2 separate regions of the Homo sapiens genome follow, and region 1 is linked to region 2. The links are chromatin loops, found by intact Hi-C in ENCODE. Cell type or tissue: heart right ventricle. All regions are shown on one strand.

What was found. Hi-C counts contacts between places; a loop is a spot of excess contacts. Peaks named below come from ENCODE experiments on the same cell type or tissue, not always from the same donor. Only the 100,000 strongest peaks of a DNase experiment are listed, where the experiment ranks them.
Region 1: it touches region 2 in a loop (4-fold over the local background); 10 of 110 quality-filtered maps call a loop at or near these places.

What each region holds. Positions count from the first base shown.
Region 1 is chr2:109,346,336-109,354,335 of GRCh38, forward strand. SH3RF3 (SH3 domain containing ring finger 3) reads left to right here. Exons shown (of 10, transcript NM_001099289.3): 2 at 1,339-1,614. It also overlaps a transcript of RANBP2 not described here. Among named protein-coding and RNA genes, the nearest start is that of MIR4266, 37 kb to the left of the region's middle. RefSeq lists a silencer at 1,224-1,469 and an enhancer at 2,707-2,776. In heart right ventricle, CTCF peaks have their summits at 3,194 and 3,395; DNase peaks (open chromatin) are centred at 3,426, 4,316, 4,936 and 6,086; H3K27ac peaks cover 2,203 bases.
Region 2 is chr2:109,505,364-109,513,363 of GRCh38, forward strand. It overlaps a transcript of RANBP2 not described here. Among named protein-coding and RNA genes, the nearest start is that of SEPTIN10, 100 kb to the right of the region's middle. RefSeq lists an enhancer at 2,130-2,239. In heart right ventricle, CTCF peaks have their summits at 4,943 (motif pointing left) and 5,142; a DNase peak (open chromatin) is centred at 4,958.

The DNA of each region.
Region 1 (8,000 bases), 160 kb before region 2:
CAACATGCTATTAAGTCCTCTACAAAGAGTTTTTCGATGTACTACTGCTTCAGGCTTTTGTGCTTCTATTGATTGATTCGAATACTGAAGAACTCCTTGGCATAGGCAGCCCTGGTGAGAAAATGCGGCTTCTGGTAGGAAAATCGTTGGGTATTGACACCCGAACAATGCAAAGCTTTCCTTTGGTTTTCCTCTAGCACAGGATTGACCTCTGGCAAAGCTCCCACAGTTGAGCAGGTATTGGCCACCCATAAAGGAAAAGGAGAGAGGCCCATGAGGCCAGATGGACTTGATGAGACAGGGCCAGTTAGAGAAGCCCAGGAAGTGGAAGAAGACATCACATCAGTTTCCGGATTCTTTGACAGGCTCCTTATTGCTGACAAGCAGAAGCAGCTTAGAATCTTGTTTGGATTTCAGAGCTAGTCACGGTTTGAGACCGAGGATGGCAGAACAGGTGCAGATGGGTTGGTTAACCTCTGACGGATACAAGAACATCACTGTTAGGAGGATACAGTCTTATGCCCTTGAACAATTGTACTTCTGGAACAGACTGCTACAAGTACATGCAGCAGAAAGCTGTGTGTCATGGTGGGGGGGTCTGTGATGGCCGGGGACTGCTTGTTAGAACCCCTGCTCCTGGGCATGGCCCCTGTGCTCCACACAGGCTGTTTGTCATCATCCTCGTGTGTGTACCGCTGGCCATGAGTCCTCTGAGTGGAACGCTCAGCACGACGGATGCCATGCACGCCTGCTGCTCAGCTTCAACCCCTGGAGCATGCTCGAGTTGCTGTGACTATTCAGTAGATGAAGTAAAGAAAAAATGGTTGGATACTTGCTAGAAGTCTGGCAGCTTCTTAGACTAAAATCCCTGAGAAATAGGAGCCAGTGGAAAATGATTCAGCATAGAGTATTGAGTAAGAAATTCCGAGCCCAGACCTCCTGGGTTCAGATTCTACCTACTGCTCCTAGGTGTGGGCCTTAGGAAAGTCACCTTCCCTCTCTGTGCCTCAGTGTCCCCATCTGTAAATGAAGACAAGCCAGCACCTACTTCAGAGTCCTTTTTGCACAGAATGAGGTTGTCTGTGTGGAAGGCCTCAGACAGTGTCCTTTTTAGGAGGAATGGCTAGGATGGGGACCCTCTTATCTCAGTGGCGCCTCAGAATGTGCATGTTCCTGTGACAGGCTGTTTCTTTAAAATATTTTCCACTTGCGGGGCACTCTGTATGCACCCCCAGGACACAGAAAGCCCCTGAGAAGCCCCGGCCTGCCCCGGCAGATCCACTGTGGGGCATTGGGAAGGGGCATGCCCGGTGACCACATGCTGTCTGTTGCTTGCAGAATCCCTGCCTGCTTCCCTATGGCAAGGCCCTCTACAGCTACGAGGGGAAGGAACCTGGTGACCTCAAGTTCAACAAGGGGGACATCATCGTCCTGCGGCGCAAGGTGGATGAACAGTGGTACCACGGCGAGCTGCACGGCACACAGGGCTTCCTCCCAGCCAGCTATATCCAGTGCATCCAGCCCTTGCCACACGCCCCGCCCCAGGGAAAAGCACTTTATGATTTCGAGATGAAGGACAAAGACCAAGACAAGGACTGTCTGACCTTCACCAAGGTAAGGTGAGCCCCGGGGTGGGCCCCGCCAGCCCATGCAGCCTCTGTGCCACCCAGGGCTCTTCCCAGCCACAGACCTATAGCCAGACAGTCTTTCTTCAGAGTCTGAATCCTGGCTCCTCCCGGAACCCTGGGCAAATGACCCAGCCTCCCTCCCTGTGCTTCCATGAATGGGGTGATGGTTTTTTTTGGTTGAATGCTATGGAGGGCACCAGCTTGACACACAGCTCCAGCCCAGAGCTACATAGGAGCTTGAGATAATATAAGCCTCCATCAGCACCAGGAGCAGAACCCTCAGTTAACCTGAGTCATGGCTCTAAGCGCTGACCCAGGTGCAGCAGAATGACGCCTTTCCAGGACTCTTGGGGTCCTGTGAGAGGGGCTCATCAGGGGAAACTGCTACAGAGACCCTGGTCAGCTCACAGGGAGATGATAGCTGGGGTCTCACATCTGTGCATCACAGCCCTGTCCTCTAGGGCACCTGAGGCAGGGCCACCCTGGTGCGTAGGGATCCCTGTGAAGCAAACATTTGGGAGCAAACAAAATAGCACTGACAGGTGAAATTGAGTAGGAGGGTTGGGTGAGGTGCAGAAGAGACTGGTTCTGGCTGTCCTGGCAGTTGCTGTTGAATAATCATCTGCACCAAGTGCTCGGCCAATAAGCTCACACTTGGTCTTTACAGCTGTCCCAGGTTCCAGGGGAAGTAGTTGGAACCTCGTTTTCTCCATGTGTAAACCAAAGCTCTGAGAGGCTTTGTAACTTATCCAGGCTGCTTGCTGGGTCCTCTCTCCCTCCTGCTTCCCCTTCCTCCTTTCCATCTTCATCTCCTGTCTCTTGTGTCTCCTCCATCCCCTGCCACTGCTGCACCTGCTCCCCGCCGCCCCCAGATGTAAATGACAGAGCCAGAATCCTAATGCAGATCTCTGATGTTAACACTCAGCATTCTTCCCACCTCCCTACACAGGGAATTCTTCCCTTATGTCGGCCTCACTGTATTTTAGATGCCCAGAAGTTGTTGTTTTCTCTCTCCTCACTCGTTCTGTCTTGCCTGTGTCTCTCTGTGTCAGTATTTCTCTCTCTCTCTCTCTCACACACACACGCACAGAGTTGTAAATAACAGAACTAGAATTCTAACTCGAATCTCTGCTTCTAAAGCCCACATCCTTCCTGCCTCTGAGAGGCCATTGCTCTCTCCCCCATCTGCTGAGTGCAGAGCTCGAGGTGGCACTCTCTGGAGGGCGGTAGGAGAACCATGCACAGTGTTTTTGAGCAAAATTGGCATGTCCTGCGTACAGCTGCTATTTATGTCTTGTTCTATTGTTCAGCCTGACAATGAATAATCTATTTTTCATTCAGGGATTCAACTCCTTCTCCCTTCCTTTTATCAAGGTGTTCTGATGCTAATTCCGATTGTCATCTGGCTGCACAGCTTCCCGGGAAACTGCACTGGTGCCTCCCTCCCTCCCCACTCAGTCGGAGGGCGAGAGCAACAGCTTCCTGGGGCTATTTTTAGGCACACAGAAACCCAACTTGCTTCTCTGCCCAGTGGACTCTTCCCCCTAAGAGAAGACCTGGGACCACTGGTGCCCCAGGTGGTCACTCATGACCAAGAGCAGGGACCTCTGAACTCTCAGGGTCCGGTCAGGGCCTTGCTAAGGAGACAGACCCCATAATGGCTCTAGGCTTCTCCAGGCTTGGCGGGCTCCAGGCTGCAGAGCCGAGGCCCTCCTCCAGGGGCCTCACAGGAGGAGGCTCTCCACTCGGGAGAACCCACTGTGAACGGGCTGTCGCAGGGCCCTGGAGCCTCTGGGTAGGCCTGCTTCTCTGGGCAGAAGTGACTGCCTGCCTTTCCTGTCATCACCATATAACCTGCTGCATTCCACGGGCCTCTGCCCAGGATGTGCAACCCCAGGCTGAAGGCTAGAGCCCACTGGACAAGAGGACAAAGGGCACCTGCCCATTTATTCCACAGAAACATACCGGGCCCTGACTCTGTGTCGGGTACTAGACCTGCTGCTCTTCTGGAGCCCAGAGTCAGGTGCGGGAGACAGGCCAGTGGAGAATGTGCAGAAGACAGGCCAGAGGCTCACGAGCTGCATCGGATCACCAGGGGCAGGCCGGGCATTTAGTGTGGGCTCCTGAGTAGTCAGTGATGGAATTCCATGTTCCATATTTCACAAGAAACAGTGAAATTAGAGCCATCAGGCTTAGACTCATTCTGCGGTTGGCATGTGGGGTGGGGGTAGCCGAGCAGGGGTCCATCTGTTCCCAAGTGGGCAATGTCACCATGGCTGCCCAGGCTCTCTGGAAGGTGACCTCTTGGTTGAATTGAGGTCAGAGGCGCCAGCCACGGGAGGCCCAGCATCTCCTGTTACAGGATCTGTGACGGCTCCCACAGCAGACAAGGGGGAAGTGTCATATCACAGATTCTTTGTTCAAGGACTTTCTTTACTTGAATCCTGTGAGTTAATGTGGAGAATTAGAGGCCTCTGGGTGTGATCCCCAGAGGGACTTGTGCTGTGACACGACCTTCCTGCCATGCTCCTATGCCCACTTTGACCCTCTGACCCCCAAAGGGCGAGGTCGGGCAGAGATTGGCCACCCCTGCTACCTGTTCTGTCCTGTTGCATCTCTCACTCCTCAGTGTCCGCAAATAAAGGCTCCAAGAGACATGGGCAACTCCATGTGACTCTCCGCTCAGTTCCTGTTTTCCCCCACGGTGGGTCCGACCCACCTTACTTCCCCCATGCCTGGCATGCAGCTGAGACGCACACACTGGCTCTGACAACCTCCATGTGAATCAGACCTCCAGGAACCAAATGATTCCAGTGCTGCAGCGTAGGTGCTGGTTCATGCCAGCTTGGTCTCCCCTCTGGGGAATGTTTTTATTCTTTGGATATGTTCCATTCCTGAGTCAGAGAGGAAAGAAGGGTCTCTGAAAGCTACAATGGTATAACCTGCCTTTATACAGCATCACTGTGGCAGACTGATGGAGTTTAAATTAGGTGGATCAAAGCAAGATTTTTACCTTTGGTGTTTGCTTTTGAATAGTCCTGTTAAAGTGGCATTAATTAAAGTCCTTCTAAAATCTAGTTTCTGCTTTATTTCAGAAGAGAATGAATAATCAGTTTTTGTAAAGCAGCTTTAAAAAGTGATATTTTATTACTTCTTAGTAGCCCGACTCCAGAAAGCTGGGCATGTGCAAATAAAAAGACGACAGGCAGGAAGAGCTGTGGGCCCAGCTCTGCCAGCTGGTTTCTGAGGAGCCTCCACACGTGCTGGGCCAGTCACCCGGGAGGGGCTGGCCTTGGCAGGGCCTTGCAGTGAGGGCCCCATGCCAGCTGTGTGACTTAGGGTGACACATAACCTTTCTGGGCCAGGAGCACCTCGCCTTCCCAGTCTCAGGATGCCAGTGTGCACTCTGTGGTGTGCTGAGAACCACATGATATAAATAAATTGTGGAGCCTAGGGCTGGGAGTGCAGGAGAAGAATGTGAACTACTCCATTGTTTGAGCAGCTAACTCTATATTGTCTTACTCAGCTCACCTGCAAGATTCGGCAAGGGTTTATTGAACCTCTTCTCTGTAACTTTCAGTTAATGAAAACATTGTGGTCGCCTTGCCAGGCAGCTGCATTTGCTATGCAGGGCCCACGCTGCTTTTCATGAGTTCCAGCTGGGATGCTCAGGAATCCTCAGAGGCCACGGGGTTTTCTCAGAGAGTGCCCGCTGATCATGGAATCACTTTTGCACATGACTGCAGCGGGGCCCCCAGGCTTGCCATATCAGCCCTAATCCCTACCAGGTGTGCCATGTGAAGGAGCCACAGGGCTTGGTGGCTGCAGCCACTGTGCTGTCCTAACCCTCATCTCACCCTCGATTTGTCCTGATCTGGTCAGACCTTAAGACTCTTCCATGTGACCTTCTTATGCTGCTGAATGTTTAATCATTTCTCAAAAGTATGGGAAGTCTTACCTTTGTGAATTAACCTAGCATTAATTCCAAACTCTGCTCCTCTGATCCTAGGGACAGACATAGATGGATAAAAATCAAATATAGAGTTCAGGCTCTAGCATGAGGTAGACACAGATTCAAATCATGGCACGTTTCTTTAATAATGCATGGTGACTCGAACATTTACTTAGTGTTTGAGTTGCTTTTTTTAACTTTAAATGGAGTTGATATTAGGATTACATGAGCAAAGGCATTTTAAAACCCAAGCTCAAAATAGGCATTCCAATAAATATTTGCTGTCTGCCCTCTCCTTTCTTCCTGTCTCAGGAAAAGTTGCACTTCCGTCAGATGGTACATATCACTTTTTATGTTAGCCCAGAATACTCGCAGGAAAGTAAGCCTCCCTCCTAAAGACAGACTGCATGGAGAATGAGAACTTGCAGGACTGGTCTGCTATGCTTTTACTTTCCTGGTGGCTAAATCTCAGAGAGGATTGCCTGGGGGTAGCGGAGCTGAGCCCCTTGTGTGGAGGCCACGGTCCCCTCACCAGCAGAGCCAGGCGATGGGCAAGCTTCCAAATTTGCAGTGTCGTCTCTGCTTCTTCCTGACTGAGAATTGGGATGACTTTGGGGGCCGAGACGATGAGGAAACTTTAGCTTTACCTCTTTTTGTATCATGAGATAAGCTTGTGCGGAGCTCCACGTCGTTCTCTCCCTTCCTGGGCACCCCGCTTGGGCTACTTTACCCTGAAGTTACCCGAGAAACTCAGGGAACCAGTTCTCCTTTTTGGCTCCTTGCTTCGTGGATTTCTCCTCCTAGGCTCAGTGCACCTGCAGCCACCTCTGTGCACAATGATGCCTCCCACGAAGGAGGCTCAACTCGCAGGGCACGGGGCAGAGGGGAGCAGAGCACCCTCTTAGCCACTACAGACCACCCTCGCCCAGCCCCTTCTGACAGCAAAGGGAGTTTGGATAAACTGCACAGATAACCGTTTTGATTTGCAGGCAAAGCTTGGGCTGTATCTGAAGCTTTGCCAGAAATTTTCAGAACCTACACAGAATGTGAGCTCCTCTCCATGGGCACGCCTGGCTCCTGGGAGCAGTCCTGGCCCTGGCCGCTGCAGCTGCCCCACCTGCTCTCCACTGGGTGCCAGATCCACCTCTCAAATCTGTGCCACATGGAGCCTCTGCTCAGAGTCCTCAGTGGCTCTCCACCTGTCCCGGAGTCATGGCAAAGTTGGTGCTGCCCACAAGGCCCCACCTCACCCAGTCCTTGCTCCCTCAAGGGCCTGATCCACTTCTGGCCCCCGGCTCATTGCCTGCCCAGCTGCACTGGCCTCCTGGTGGGTTCTCCCTGCAGCCGAGCCCACTGCCTCCCTGGGCCTGCATGGCTGCCTTCCTTAGCCTGGGTGCCCCCACACATTTATAGCTCGACCCTCGTCCTCAGCAAATCTCTGCTGGAGGTGGGGGCTACCCTCTCCCGCTGTGGGAGGGAGCACCCCACACTGAGACTCCCTGTCCACACCCTTTCTCCTGAGAGGTAGGTGTTCATAGTCACGTGACACCGCCTGCCTGAGGGTGGGTTGAGACCCCACCACCGCCTGGCCCCAACATAGGGCAGCAAGGGGCGCCTGGAGGGACGTGGAGGGAAGCCCTAACAGTGGAGTGGGGTGCCCTGTGTCACCTGGCCAGGGCTGGCAGGCCTGCTGGGTGAGAGTGCCTCTGTCTCCTCACCCAGGCTTCTTGGTCCATTCCTTCACTCTTCAGATGTTTATCAACCCTAGACTGCGTGCCCAATGCCAGGGATGCTGTGGAGTGCACTGCCCTTAGGCACTCAGAACCCAAAGACGTGGAGACAAGACGAGAGAGTCTCCCCTGCCCGTGTGTGCATGCGTGTGTCCGTGTGCAGTGGGAGCTGCCGGCAGTGAGAGGGTGTGATCTCTGACATCTCTTCCACCTGTGGCCGCAGGTTCCCCTCAGCCCTCAGACCCCCTGAGGGGCCCCTGCCTCCCTCTGGAGTTCAGATACGTGAACACGATGGGAACACCAGAGGAAGCCCCTAGATGCTCTGGAAAGTCAGAGCCCCCCGAAGTCTCAGTGACAGCAGGACAAAGATGCAGGGCCAGCCCGCTAGGTGGGGGAGCTGATGGTGGCTAACAGTTCCATAAGTGCCCCACCATAGATGGCAGTCGGCTGTCAGAGGCACAGTTTTGGGTTATTTCTGCACCAAAAGGCTGAGGGAGTTTCTGAACTATTCCCTTTTTAATTTTCCCTTCTCCCTGCGACACAGAGTGGGTTGGGCCCTGTGTGTGTGGCTGACCTGTGTGCCGCCAACGGATACTGCCTGTGTCAGGCTGGGTCACTGCGGTGGAGCAGGCAGCCCATCACCCTGCAGGCCCAGAGGCTGAAGGGGGCCCGGCAGGGTCAGGGGCCTTC
Region 2 (8,000 bases):
TTTACTCTACCATAAAAATTAAGTGACCTTGCCAGGCAGTGGTGCATGCCTGTAGTCCTAGCTACTCTGGAGGCTAAGGCAGGAGGATTGCTTGAGCCCAGGAGTTCAAGTCCAGCCTGGGCAACATAGACCCTTGTATGAGCAAATAAAATAATTTTTTTTAAAAAAGTGAACTCGTACAAGATTAACACAGCATGGACAGTCACTGGGGAGGTAGCTGCAGGCCTGGCACTGTGGTAAGGAGGCCTGCTGTGTGCTCACTCTCCCTCCGGACAAGGCTGTGTGGATACCACTCTTGCCTCCATTTGCTACGTGAGCAATCAAGGTTGTAAGAGGTTAAATGAATTGCCCCAGGTCACATAGTTCAGTGGACAGCCATGACTCAAACTCAAGTCTACTTATCCAATGTCAAGTCTACCCTCAGAACTCAAAAGCTGGGTGCCAAACCTGTACTCCCTAATAGAATTGATACCTCAAGCACAAGAGTGTAGGAAGAGGAGAGCCAGAGGAAATGCAGGCAATGCCCATCACAGTCTGTCTGGAGAGGGTGCCTGGCAGGCCGTCCCAGCCAGCTTGCCAAGTGGAGGTATTCTGCCTATAGAAATTACACAGCAACCCATCAGGGCCTGGTGCCGTTTTACATTCAAATCACGTACTTCACTGCCTGTTTTCCAGATCCATGCTCCTAAGCAAACAAGTAATTTGCCTTTACTGATTTAGCAACCACAGAGAGAACAGTGGGAGTCAGGGCATTATCTGAACAGTAGTCTACCACTTGGCCTGTGTAGCCGAGATGTTCCTCATTAGCCGCCAGTGAGCTGGGCCTTCAGTTGAGGCCTCAGTCCCTGTGGGTTTTGTGATGGGAGTTGGTATCCCTGCCTCTAACTGACACTGACAGGTGGTGTACCTGAACTGCGGAGGGGCGTTGAGTCTTCTTTCTCGGGAGAAAGGCTCCATGGCCAGGCCTATGCTGGGAGCTGCAGGGTGAGCCAGGAGGGTGAGCACCACTAGCTCTCAGCAAAGCTGCAAAGACAACACACAGGTGGCCATGGCACAAGACATTTGATCTTAGAGAGGCACCTAAACAACCTTGTGAGGACCCTGGAGAGAGGGAGCCACACTCCTGGAGGCCTCCCCTGGGGCCTTGCAGAGGGTGGGGCAGGACAGGGTGGGGGCTTCTCAGATGGAGGGAAGGGAGACTATTCACAGCCTTTTATCTGCATAGAGTTGTCACATATGTTATGTCACTGGATCCTTACAACAGCCCCCGAAGTGTGGTTCGTATCATCTCCATTTTACAGGTAAAGAAGCTTGATTCCAAGAAGTTCTGTTGTTAGCTCTGAATTAAATCAGAGGCAGAGCCAGGACTTCTGACTTCCAATCTCTGGCTTTTCTTGAATGTAGCAGAAATACTAAAATGATGGTTCTGACAGGGGGCTCTGCTGGTAGCACTTACCACCTAATGAGGTGGGACTGCTATCATATTGTTTCAAAGATGGGGAAACCGAGGCACCACCATCCAATGCTTGGTGTGAGGCCACATGCTAGGTCAAGCTGTGGTTCAGCCCCGTGCTCAGCCACCCCACACAGAGCAGTGGGAGAAGAGGAAAGGGCCCAGGGAGGCCTTGACGGCTGGGCAGGGTCCATGCCAGTCCCGCAGTCTTGGGGGCTGGAGGCTACAAGTGGAGACTGTCCAGGAGTGGTCGGCTCTGAGCTCTACCTAGGGGAGAATGGCCTGGGCAAAACGCTAGCAGGGAGGAGGGTCTAAATGCCTCTGCCAGTGCTGAGACCCTAAATGCCAAGACAGAGCACAGCCCCTGCCCACTGCCACGACGTCTGTGCTGCCCTGAGATGCCAGCTGAGGCTTGAGATGCACCCCCCTTCCCGAGCCGGCCCCACCCCTGGCCGGGCCTCACAGACCAGGGACCGTCTTGGAATCGGTCAGGACCTTCTAGGGCTGAGCAGTCTGTCGGAGTTCTCTTCTCCCTTCTGTTTCATGTCACCCTTCCAGGGGGTTCCCTTCACTTCTCAAAGAAGATCACATTCAGCTGACCACAAGGGAAACATCTGGGGCCTGTGAGCTGTTGGAGCCCTGCTTCTGTTCCGCCTGTGGTCCCAGCATCTGAGGCTGGCTGAGTTCTGCTGACTGTCCTCTCTGTGCTCTCCTCCAGCACCAGAAGCAGTGGTCTCCATCTTCCCACAGTGATAGGAGCCTGTGCTACCCAGCCTGTGGCTCCAGAACTTGACCCCTCCCTCAGTGAAAATCCTGGGCTCGGCCCTAAAGCCACACCAGGGTCAGCTGGTGTTTAACATGGTAAGGGTTAAATCCCAGACACCCAAGAAAATGGCAGCAGCTGTTTGTCCAGGGCCCATCATTTGAACCTGCCCCAAAAACCAACTGGAATAAGTCAAAAGAGGACTTCTTGACTCAACTGAAAAGCTGAGGGCAGACAATCAGACGTGTGCAAATGATGGGGCTGGTGTTCCATGAGGACACTTGGCATTCTGCTGGACCTAGGGATGTGGGATATCTTGCAATGTGTACAATCGTCCCACGTGGGCAAAGCCTGTCCTGTCCCAAATGCCAAGAGTGGTGGGTTCACTAAGAAACGCTGGTGTAGATGAGTTTGCTTCAGGCATAGCTGGGTCCAGGTGCTCACATGACGTTTGTGGGTATTGCTGGGCTCTGCTGCCCTCCACGTGGCTCCTTCCTCAGCAGATTTCCCCATCTTACAGCACAATGAGGACCAGCAGGTTCAGGGTGCCATCTGACACCTTCCCCATCCCTGCAAAAATAGGCCTGCTCCTTCTCCATGGGCCCAGCCAAAACCCTGGCATTGACTCTCACTGGCTCCGTTTGGGCCCGTGCTGCCCTCCCTGACTCAGCCATTTTGGACAGGGGACATGTATATACTGATTGATAGCGCCTGAGGTGTCAGCCCTGCCCAGACTTCATGGATTGAGAGTGGGGGTGAGAAGATACACGTAGAGCTATTGGCAAAAACAAAAGGAGCTCATGACCGGGCAGACAAAAACTGCAGACGCACACTCCCCAGGGCCGCTCCTCCAGGACATTGCCCTGGAACCCCATGGCACTGTGCAAAAGCACGCGTCTTCCGAGGGCCACCATACCATATTTAGGAAAATGAGATATAAAAACTGGATCTAAAAGAAGTCCCAGAGGAAACGTCAACAGACGTGGACATCATTACAAATGTGAAGAAAGAACTCTTTATTTGGAAAAAGTAACGTTCTGTAATGTTCCAAAAAAAAAAAATGGAAGCAGATGAAAGCCTGGAGACAGCCAGGAAGTGTCACATGGGACACCCACTCACCACACCCCTCGATGGCCTGGCTTCACCCACTCACTTATCAGATCAGTGAGCAGTCACAGATGAATGTAAGTGCTCAGACAGGGCACCCCAGATAAGGCATGAAAGGAGAGACACAGCTGCCCACCCCAGCCAGAGTTCACATCTGGAGAGGAAGGCAAGCCGTGTGGGTAGTCATGGACTCGGCAGTCTGTGCCTGAGGAGCAAAGGCGCTACAAGCCCGGGACGGGGGGATGCAGTCCACTCCATGATGGGTCCCAGAGCGCTTCCTCTGGACGTTCTTGGCAAGAATACACAACACCAGCACATGAGTCAAGGAGCTCACAACCAGCTTACCCATTCCTGCCGGGAGAAATGGAAGGAAGTGCCCATCCGTCAGGGTCACACAGGACTTGCCTGGGTCTGGGCATCTTCTCTCCACCCCTTCCCACTCTACTCATTCATTCAACAGCTACTTCTGCTCTGGGCCCAGCACCAGGGTCACGGAGATGAATCCAGGCAAGAGGACCCACCTCATGTATTCAGGCCTTCCTGGAGGTCTGCCTGGTGGGGCCCAGCCGCCTGTCAGATTATGCGGTGTTTGGTGCTATGGAAAGAAGTGTGCAAACCCACGTGCCTGTATCAGTCACTTAGGCTGCCATATCAAAATACCATGCACTGCGTGGCTGAAACAACAGAAATATATTCTCTCAAAGTGCTGGAGGCTGGAAGTCCAAGGTTGAAGTTGCAGCAGGGTTGGTTTCCTCTGAGACCTCTCTCCTCGGCTTGCACACCGCCGTCTCCTCACTCTGTCAAGCAGCTGTGGCGGGTCGTCTTGCCCGGATTCATCTCTGTGCGTCTGTATCCAGTGTTCCTCTTCTTTTTAAAATGAATTTGTGTAAATTTATGGGGTGCAATTTTGTTACATGCCATAGTGGTCAAGTCAGGAGTTTTAGTGTATCCATCACCCGAATAACATACATGACATGTCCCCTTTAAGCAATTTCTCATCCTCCACCCCCTGCACCCTCACCCTTCTCACAAGGACACCAGTCAGGCCAGATTAGGCCCACCAATGGACTCATTTTAATTTAATCTCCAAGCAGAGACACACGCTGAGGCACTGGGGGCTAGGACTTCAACATATGAATTTTCGGGGAACATAATTCAGCCCATGTGCCTGTGCTCATGGAGACCAGGTCATAATGAAGTCAAAAGTTAAATTAATCAAAATAACTAGGCGATAGCTACCGGGCAAATACTATAGGGCAAAGTACTAAGGGATCGCAGGAAACTCTTATCTAGTTGGAGAGGTGAGGGGCATGGAGGGCCACTTAGAGGGTGTCCGGGTCTTATCTGGACCTCCACACTGTAGTCTTGTTTAGAAATTCACAAGGCAGGAAGAGGGGAAAGAATGTTCGGTTGGCGGGAACGGTGTGTGTGCACACCCCAACCCGAGGCTGGGGAGAGCTTGGCAGGATCAAGAAACTGAGGGAGCCCAGAGCAGGTGTGGAGGAGAGGGCTGAGGTGAGAATGGCCAGGGGTAGGTCTCTGAGCCTTCCAGGCCAGAAGCAGGAGGCAGTGTTTCCTGGGCTCTCAAGGGGTGTTTAGATGCAAACTGTGTCGGGAGCTCCCTCTGTTGGTGGCACAGGGAATGGCTCGTATGAATGTGGGAAGCTGGCACAGCAGATGCTGGGCAAAGGGCAAGGCGTCTCTGCCAAGGGGGCGGTGAGGGCATGTGGGGGAGCAGACAGCCCCGAGGGTCCTTTGACAAGTCAGTCCGATGTGGAGGCCGAGGGGAAGCCTTCCACATGTCCTAGAGGGAAACCCCGAGGTAGCTCTTCTCACATTTGTGCAGTGACTACCAGACTGAAGGAACCCCGGTTCCATCCTCACCCTCTGCAGCCCAGAGGGCTGATGGGGTCCAGGGCTTCATTTCTGTTCCTAGCCGGGACCAGGGGCTCTGAGCACCCACAGCCCCTTCCCAACAAAACAGCCACTTGTGTGTGCCATGGGGTGACCCCTCCTCCCTGCCCAGCCTGGGCTGGGGAAGGGCCCCGTCTGACCAGGAGCTGGCCTCCTCCAGCTAAAGCCAGGGTGAGCAGAGTGGGGCCCATGCTGGGTGACTGCAACAAAAGCAAGAGAGGCTTTCCTGCAGGGGAAGCGGCAGAGAGCAAAGGTGGGACGGGTGGCCGGAGCTATGGGGAGTGGGCCCTTCCAGGAGCCCCTGGCCTCCTCGTGGGTGCTGAAGATGGCAAGTGCGTGTTAAGCATGTACTAAGCCCACCCTCTGCGCCCGCCCCATGCTTAGCACTCTACATCCATTGCCTCGTTTTTGTCCTCACATCAGGCTTATGAAGTAGGAATTATGACCATGCAATTTCACAGATGGGGAAACTGAGGCAGAGAGCAGTTAACCAACTCGCCTCAGGAAGGGGCAAAGAGGTGCGGCACCTAGGATTCAAGCACTGGCAGTCTGGCTCCAAAGGCCGCACTCCTAACTCCTCAGCCTGTTCTTGGCCTCGGGAGGCCTGGCTGATGTCAGGGCCATTGACACTTGTCCCTGTCTGACTTGCTGTGACAGTGCTCCCTGAAGCCTGACTCGGGACTGGAGAATGAGGTCCCACAGCCACAACAAGTTCTCAGCTGTCCTCTGTGGCCTCTGATGACAGCACCAGGTGGCCCAGTATACCACATGCCCCCATCTGGTGACAACATACTCTTTGATCAAAAAGAACAAAAAGTTCTCCCGCAATCCAGTGTGCCTCTGGTCAGGCCTACAGGCTGGCAATTGGTGGCCTTAGGGGTGGTGTCCTTGCAGTCAGGCTGGGAGAACCTGCCCACCTGAAGGTGCCTGGACCACATGGCAATCAGCTAAGGCCAACCACTGTTGTGGCAAGGCTCAGATCACCTGCAGAAGGTGGGAGCCTGCAGGGAGGAATAGGGAGGGGCACAAGCCCTGGGGTCAGGGGCAGGTTCTAGCCCTGCTTCTGCCTCCAGCTGGCTTTGTGACCCAACGTGAGACCAGGGCCAGGGCTGGCCATCTACTGTAAGTCTTTTCTATGGAATTGCTCCACAAGTCCTTGTCCACACCCTCCCTGCATTTTCATGGCTGCTGCCCCATGCCCCCAAATAAGGAATGGGGGGTGGACAGAGAGAGAGGTGAGGTCCTGCATCCTGGGAGAGCACACCCAGGAGGCCGAGGTGGGGGTGGCCCATGTGTGCCTCCTGGCACCCAGTGTGGTGCTGCCCACAGCAGGTGCCGATGCACACGTACTGCAGAATTGCCCTAGATGGTGTTGCTGCCCAGAGGACTCTGGGACTCCCAAGTGGGAGTTGAGCTGAGTGCCAGACCCATCTCCAGGGCACACAGGAGTCCCATCATGTGTGATAATAAGCTTTCTCTACAACTCTAGTGGGGGCTGTGATATCTGTCTCAACATCCAAACACTTTTAGGGGGCTTGTCCGCCCTCCTCGGCCTGCTGGAAACTCTCTTCCTGGCTCTGGCCTGGGACCCTGGCCCTCCTCCTGCTGGGCCCTGGCCCCACTGTCCTTTGCTGCATGCATGCCTTGGTGACTGACGTGTGGGCCCCATGTGTCCCGGCCCTCCCTGCCCTGCATCCCTGCTGCTCCCAGGGTGCCCTCAGTGTGTCCTTCCTCCTTCTTCTGATGCCCAGCAAACCACCTGATGTGCTGCAGCTGATTTCACCTCTCACTGTGGCCTCCGCCACCCTCCTGCCCCCTCCTGAGTCAAGCTCCAGGTATGCCCAGGGATGGTCCCAGGCTGCCTGGGGGTCCACTCTGTACCGCGCTGGGCACCCAGGGATTTTAACATCACAAGTCCCCTCGCTACCCTCCCTGGTCTACTGCATCTGCCTCCTGGTCTCCTGGTCTTCACTGTGTGTCTCTCTATCTACACTCCAGGTTTTTCTGGGACATTCTTGACTAGACCCGGCTTGCTGGGCCTCGTGGGAGGCAAGTCAGCCACAGAGGCTGAGCAAGAAAGAGAAGCCGGGCAGGCTGGGCACCCTGGAGAGCCCTCAGGTAGCATCTTTGACTTTCCCCCTCCCAGGTGCTCCTGTCTCTCCCAGAGCCTCCACCCTGGGTGCCCCAAGACCTAAGACCCCTCACATGACTCTGACCCTGACCCCTCCTCACCCCCTCCTGGGCCAGCAAGGGAGCAGCCGCCTGCTATTCACCTCCAGTTCTTCAGGTCCACCATGACTTTGGCCATTGCCATGGCAACCATCTTGCACGTGGGTGGCCTGGCAGCCTCTTTCTGTCCTGGGTGGCTTCTCAGTCACCTAAGGGAGGGAAACCTGCAAGAGCCCACACAATACTTTCCCCTGCACAGAGCTGAAGGTGCAAGGCCCGAAGGAGCCAGCGGACGGATGTGCTGCCCTTCCTGGGGCAGTTCTGAGGCACCCCATGCCATGCCACCCCAGCTCCTTCCCTGGCACAATGCCCCGACCTTCCACTCCCGTGCCCTGGAATTTCTTCCCAAAAGAAAGCACCTGCACAGTAGACCTGTCTCAGCACCCAGGCCCCATGGATTCACACCTGACACACCACACACACCTCATGTGCATGCACACACATCCCACATGCACACACCCCACACATGTACACATGCATGCATATACTCCACATGCACACACCTCACACATGTACACATGCATGCACACACCT